Regions from separate parts of the Homo sapiens genome. Here region 1 is linked to region 2. A link is a contact called in ENCODE Hi-C or POLR2A ChIA-PET data. All regions are on one chromosome and are shown on one strand. Each heading gives the region's core, a stretch centred on a gene start or an enhancer-like site at or near the end of the contact. The rest is flanking DNA. Distances are from core to core; before and after follow the strand shown. Region 1 overlaps CDH18 (cadherin 18). Region 2 overlaps CDH18 (cadherin 18).

Region 1 (3,368 bases), core at 756-3,255, 37 kb before region 2:
AGATAATATGAAGGGTTATGATATTCTTAAATAATTCTTAAATGTGACAAAATTAGTGATGTAATTTTTTTAAATGCTATACCTCATGTGAGCTCACTGGCATTGTTTGACTAATACTATTTGTCTACTTAAGTATTTCAATATTTGAGTACATCGTGAACCAACCCATGTAACATATATCTAAATCATATCTGCCAAGATGTAGCAACTGAGAGTCTTGATCACACTTCCATTCTTAAGTTTATAAGGACTTATAATTCTTAATTCTGTGTTTCGAACTGAGTTTCTGTTATTAAGCTGCAGAAACATCTTAAGACTTTGGTTTATTTAGTTTGACTGTTTCTTGATTTTTTAATTTGTCTTCCTTTGTAAATGAAGACATGATCATCTTTAAATATATTACGGATCTTATGCACTACAAGCAAGGGCAGTTTCATAAGCTTAGAGATAGAGTTTATGATTCGTTTTCAGCCAGCTGTTTCCTTGACAGCACACTAGGCCTCTTGCTATTGAGCTGCTCTGAACTCTACACTTGCTACCTTACCCTTTTATTTATCTTCTCACGTACAAGTGTCCCCCGGAGCTTTGCGGAGCCTCTCCCATGGTAACCACATGATCAATATTTCCTCCTTGATTGATATGATTGTAGAACACAAAATGCTACTGTGGAAAATATAGGAGAGCCTTCTCTGTTGTTTTTCACACTTCCATAATATGAGAGAGATTTGTTTTTAATTTTCATTTTAATAATGGTTATTTCCATCTCCAAGTCATTTTTCTTCTCTTTTCACCTTTTTCTTTAGCCCTATGTTCTAACTCTGCTTCTTCAGTGTGTACACATATGTTTCTCCTTGCTCGCTCTCCATTTAGCTTTTTAACACAGTCCAGAGGCAATATTTGATAGTAATTAAGAATGCATACTTTGGCAGTAGATTCCCTGAGTTGGAATCCCAGGGTTACTAATTAGGGATGTGTGTATGTGACCTTTAGTATGTCACTTATCCTCCCTTTGTTCCGTTTTCTTCATCCATATGCTGAGAATGATAATTATAAGCTGTGACCCTTAAGGTTCTTTAAAGATTAAATGAACTAGTGTTTCAAAGAGCTTTGAATATTTGCCTAACTTATGCTAAACCTTTTATCAATGGGTGTTAGCTGCCATTCTTATCTTTTACCCTGTCACTGTCATTATACATCTGAACCTATTTTTTCTTAGTTTCTACTTCAACCTCTACAGGAGCCTAAACCAACGTTTTTCCTGCTGCAGAAAGCCATTGTGTTTTAATTTTCAGTAAATTATTGGAAATACAGTCATCCAATGATGACCATTTATGAATATAAAATGAAAGTTCAACATATATAAATAAGTTGGGCTGATTCCTTTTACTATAATGAATGCAAATAAGAGGTAAAGCCTAGCCTACAAAAATCAACTTAAGATGGTTACATTCACACACCAACATTTAAGGCATTGATGTATTGAGGCCTTTTTTTGTGTTTAAAGTCCTTGCAAGTCACATCCTAAATACCATGCAGACTAGTCCCAAATTCTGGATTTCTGTATATTATTAGGGAGGCATAACACATGTACATCAAAATTAAAAATTGTTTGACAAAGCCAATTGCAAGGGTATGAAAATACTCTGAAGGTGTCCGTAATGCCTCCTGTCTACTCTGGGCTGATACCATCTAAATATTTATTCTTCGTCTCAACATTTCGTATTTCCTCCTTGTGATTTCTTGCACTAATTTTGCACAGAAAATGTTTGATTCAGTCTTGAGGAGTCAGTCTGTTTCCTAATGCTTGCTGTGTCCTCTGCATATAGTAATGCTCTTCTGTTCTTATGGAGCATGGAGCATTTAGGTGCCATCAATACCTATGTCTGATGCCAAACTAAACCTAAGTGATTAAGTCATTTGATTAAAAGGCCTGTCTTTTGTGTTGTCTAATACTGAGGAGAGGAAGAAGTGATGACTCATAACCATGAGATTGCTAGTCACGAAGATGAGTCAGGGCCAGTTTTCTTTTCCATTGATCATATAAAACATGAACACATGTGTACTTTGCAGTCCTAGAAACTTTCATTAATTATGAAAAGTTAGAAAATTTTGTTTACAGTATTTATAAACTCTCAAGGAATATTATGGAAGCTTCACTCCCATGATGTAATTAAGGATGAAAACGATGTGTATGTGTGGCCAAAATCTGAAAAACAATAAAATAAAAATGATTTAGGTCTCTTTCAACCCAGTCTCCAGGAATGCCTCTGACTAAATTTCTTCATCTGTAAAATGGGATATTGCTAGTCATCATCTATAAGACTGTTGTAGGGACTAAATAAGATAACATATGTGAAGAGCTTAGCAGTGCCTGAGCCCCACTGTGCAGCCAATGCATTTATTCAGAGATCCTGAGTGCCAAGGTTTAAGTTCAGCTGATGATTTGCGGCAGTACACACTCTGGGCTGTTTTCTTCCCAGGTTCATTCCTGCCAATCCTCCCAGTGTTCTGATCTCTTTTGCTACTCTTAGCCCATTGTTCATTTCTTTCTTTTAACACATTCTCAAGCTCACACAGGAGTATTGTGTATCCTGTATGGATATGTATGTTACATTCCTGTATTGTGTAGCATGTATGGATATACATGCTACGTTCCATGTACTGATAGAACTTTCAGGATGATCATTTATTTCTTCCAAGTGAAATTTATACATATTTGGTGACTTCTAAATCAGATACAAAAGTAAGTCATCTTGACCATGCGTAGAATTCCCATCTTTTATTTTGTTTAGCAAAGTCTCATAGTTTTTGTATAATGCTTTCTGTGTGCCGGGCCTTCTTTTAAGTGTTTGCAAACATTAATTCATTTATGTCAGTAGTTTTTAGTACCGAAAATACAAATAACATGTGGCTGAGCAGCATATTGAGAAGAATTCTGTTTTAATAATATTGCTTTTAAATGTTTTGGCACAATTTAATTTGGTCTAAGTGTCTTTGGACTGCAGCCATTGAAAGCCAGGGCGACTCTCTGCAGGTAATTTGAGGGATCTTTTGTCCTCACAGTGTCTGGTTCTTGTTTGAGCTTCTCCATGACAATGAATCAGGACGGAGCCCTGGCAGGCTGTGTTTTTCAGAGCTCTGCATGACCAAAGAGCAAGTTGTGTAAACTAATAGATTACCTCAAATAAACACAACAAGATAGGATGGATTTAATAGACATGGAATCTCTTGTAGGCTTAGCAGCCAAATTCTCTATTTAAAGACTCAGAATCACAATGAAGCAAAATTTGGAAAAGGCTTATGCCATCTCAAGGGTCTGTCAGAACAGAGAGTACAATTTACTTGCAAGCTCCCTAAATGAATAAATA
Region 2 (3,773 bases), core at 1,182-3,681:
TCCAATTTTAAAATATCAGTGGATTTTTTCTAGAGATTCTTGATTCTTTAATGTGTTTGAGGGTTATTAGAAATTATGGAGCCCTTGCATCTCTCTTTAAAAAAGAAATAAATATAAAATCTCTTACTTTTCAATCAGTACAGTCTATTTTAAGATAAATAATTTTTAAAATGCAAGAAAAGCAAAAAGATAGCGGGTATGCAAGGTGATAATGATAGGTTTGACAATGCAAATTACTTCTGTAAAATCATAGAACATGCTGCTTGTTTACTTTCCCACCTCTGATCTTTAATATAGGAGTTTTTCAATATGAGATAATGAGTTAAAAATAACAGGAGGCTAAATATATGTTTTCACTGGAAATCAATTTCCACCACATTTTAGCAACAATAGCTTCCTAAAAGAGAATTTAGGTGAGCAAAAATAACAAACAACAAGTGCTGAAAAGTCACATTAACTTCCATAAATCTTCCTTAAATAGTCTCTACCACTCAGTACAAATAAGCAAGACTGAAGTTCCCCTACAGTTGTGCCCTCCCTAATATTCCCCCTGAATCTGTTGTAATGTGAGGCTAAATAATCTTGTAGGAGAGAGAGAGAGAAAGAGAGAGAAAATGAATGTATGTATATGTGTGTAAATAACCTCTGCTTACAAACTAGGAATGCTTTTTAAAGTCATTATCAAGCTGTGTCAGTCTATGTGGTCCTGAAAATACAATTTGGTCCTTTCTTTTTGAAGTCCCTCTGTGTGATTCAGCAATTCCTTGTGTCTAGAAATAATGTGGATATATGCAAACGCTATTTGGGGAAAACTTTTCTCACTATGGTACTAATTCTAGTGTACTTATTAACACAATTTGTATCAATATTAACATACACAAATATATTTTATATTGTATCAGTTTCTTGTTGCTGCATAGCTTAGTACAATCAGGCTGCTATAGCAAAAGGCCATGAATTAGCTAGCTTACAAACAATAGTAATTTACAGTTTTGGAAGCTGGGATATCCATAACTCACCTCCTGGTACCTTCTCCTGTGTCCTCAGAGGCAGAGGGGCAGAGGGAGCTGTTTGGGAGGCCTCTTGTATAAAAGCACTAATGCCATTCATGAGGGCTTCACTCTCATGACCTAATCACCTCCCAAATTTCCCATCTCTCACTGCTATCACATTGGGAATTAGGTTTTAACATATGACTTTTGGGGAGACAAAAGCATTTAGGCCATGGCACTGCATAACAAATTACTCCAAAACTTGACAGCTTAAATAACAACCAGTGTTTAATATGTTGCATCACTTTTGTGGATCAAGAAATTAGAAGCCACGTAAGTGGGTGGTTTTGGTTCAGGGTCTCTTATGAGATCACTTTCAAGAAGTGTTGGCAGGGATGTCATCTTCTGAAATCTTGACTGGGCCTAGAAAATGAGCTCACCCATATGTTCTCGGAATCGGTACCTTTCTATCTGGGCCTCTGCTTGAATGTCCGTGTGATCTGATAACTGGCTTTCCACAGAGTGAACAATCCAAGAGAACACAAGGTGAAGAGTTTTTGGAAGTCACACTCCATGATTTCTACAATATTCTTATTGGTCACAGGTTCACCCTACTCCATGTCAGAGAGGACTATACAGGTACATAAATACCAGGAGGAAATGCACATGAGGATTACAGATCGTTGGAGACTGTCTCTTAGCTAAATAAGTCATTCCAGTGTTAAGAATTTTAGACAATATAATTGATGATTATGAGGGTAATAACATTACAAAGTTGATGCCCTACACAAATTCTTGTTTCCAACCCTTTCTCAATATGAAAAAGTAAAATTGAATTTCCTTATTTATTATTTTAACATATCAAAAAGTAATGAGTATCATATATCACCGCATTATTTTTCCTCCCAAAGGTAAACTAACATTAGCTAGAGCACTTTAAAGATATACTTGTCCTTTATTAACCAAGCAAGTAGAATTTTAGCTCTAAGGATACTTTAGCTACTTCAGACAGTGTCTTCTAACTTTTATTTGCAATAGAGTTAAACCTTAATTATTTCTATTGTTTCCTATTGCATTAAATTTTCAAATTAAATCTAGTTTTTATTTTGCATTTTTATCATCCCTGACACCTACCCAATTGCACATTTACTACTCATCCTCATTTCCCACAAAGTGCTAGGACTAAGAGAACAGAAAAGTGAGCTTGAAACACAGCCAAATAAAAAGTCAGCAAGACAATGCCCTTAAAGACATCTCATCTGTGGCAACTCTTCATTTGATCTTTGTTTCTCGAAGTGTCCTTCTCTCCTGCTTTGCTCCTAGGAAATGCTTTTAAACATAAAATATGTAATTACATTCCATTCTCTTAGTAAATGTGTGAGTCAGTTAGAAAGCAAACATATATAATAGGGAGATGGGATCTGCCCAGGCTGGAGGTTTGTATCATTTCCAAAGCTGATGTTTCTATTCTGAAAACAGAGTATCTCAGCCTGGGGAGAAATTCAGAGGTTACATGGATCTCACACCAATCTGAGGCTAGAATCTTCTCCTGAATATAATCCAGTTAATGTTGTTTGAGGCACTTATAACAGGGAATTCATTATCTCCTGAGGGAGATAATGTGGGAATCTTGATCAATTTGGGGCTGTTATAAGTTGTATTGTGAGTTATTACTTAAACTGAGTAAAAAAATTATAAATTATCTTTTACGTGATTATCTTTCATTTTGTGCATAACATAATCTCTGAAGCAACACTAATTCAAGTTGAAGGGTTCTAGTTTCCACAAAATATTTTTTGTAAGGATTCAGGATTATGCTCTTAGTCATGAACCTTTGATTTGGGAAAGGTTTCTACTCACACGTTAGCCCTATCCCCATTCCTCTGCCATCCAGACAAGAATTCTGAAATAAATAAAATTATACTGATGTTAGAAAGTGAAACTATAAAATCAGCACATTTTATTTTGGAGGTGCACTGTCACTTGAACGAGATAGAAAGATTCTTAGATCCACAGATAAAGGCATATTGAAGACTATATCATTTAGAACAGGGATAGGTAAAATGGAATGATACAGAGAGCAGACCAAGCCAAAGGATGCCAGTGCCAAGGGTAGAAATTGACAAGGAAGTAAGAATTACATAATGAATTTTGGATATTAGAGTCTTACTAAGGATGTTATCCACTATTGTGGAAATAGATAGTTCACCCATTAATAGTAAAGTTGTCTATTATGTAACTAAATCTTCTTTTTCTGATTCCACATTCACTCAGAAACTGGTTTTAAATTGGTTTTCTACGCAAATCTATCTATAAGAAGTGACCATTGTGGTTATTCTGGAAAAAGTATTGCAACCTATATGACATTTAAAATACATTGATGTTCAGCCTGGCCAACATGGTGAAACCCCGTCTCTAATAAAAATACAAAAATTAGCCAGGCATAGTGGTGGGCGCCTATAATCCCAACTACTCAGGAGGCTGAGGGAGGAGAATCACTTGAACCCAGGATGCGGAGGTTGCAGTGAGCCAAGATTATGCCACTGCACTCCTGCCTGGGCGACAGAGCAAGACTTTGTCTCAAAAAAAAAAAAAAATGGTGTTCTGGGCTAATGCTGTTCTGAGTTTGATTAATGTGAAATGTCTGCATTTTCTGTGCAGTGTCAAAATTGTGTCGTTTCTCAGCAAGCCAAGTATCTTTGAATGGAGCTTAGCCATTGGACATTTATATATTCAACAAGACCATTGTAGCAGGCAGAATGGTAGTCCCCCAAAGATTTC

Evidence for each region. Hi-C counts contacts between places; a loop is a spot of excess contacts on that map. ChIA-PET counts read pairs that join two places held with the same protein, here RNA polymerase II (POLR2A).
Region 1: a loop to region 2 is called in a map of IMR-90, with 2.1 times the contacts of the local background. The contact joins two enhancer-like sites. A Hi-C loop is called at or near these places in 2 of 168 maps with a recorded cell type or tissue (Caco-2 and IMR-90). POLR2A ChIA-PET finds 5 or more read pairs at or near these places in 3 of 52 experiments (IMR-90, OCI-LY7 and T-cell).

What each region holds. Positions count from the first base shown.
Region 1 is chr5:19,927,813-19,931,180 of GRCh38, reverse strand. The region is part of intron 2 of CDH18 (cadherin 18); the gene reads left to right. Among named protein-coding and RNA genes, the nearest start is that of CDH18, 59 kb to the left of the region's middle. RefSeq lists an enhancer at 2,824-3,368. Within about 2 kb of position 2,005, at least 3 of the 41 ENCODE cell types and tissues checked have a DNase peak (open chromatin) inside an H3K27ac peak, as active enhancers do.
Region 2 is chr5:19,890,414-19,894,186 of GRCh38, reverse strand. All of the region lies in intron 2 of CDH18 (cadherin 18), which reads left to right. Among named protein-coding and RNA genes, the nearest start is that of CDH18, 96 kb to the left of the region's middle. Within about 2 kb of position 2,431, at least 2 of the 41 ENCODE cell types and tissues checked have a DNase peak (open chromatin) inside an H3K27ac peak, as active enhancers do.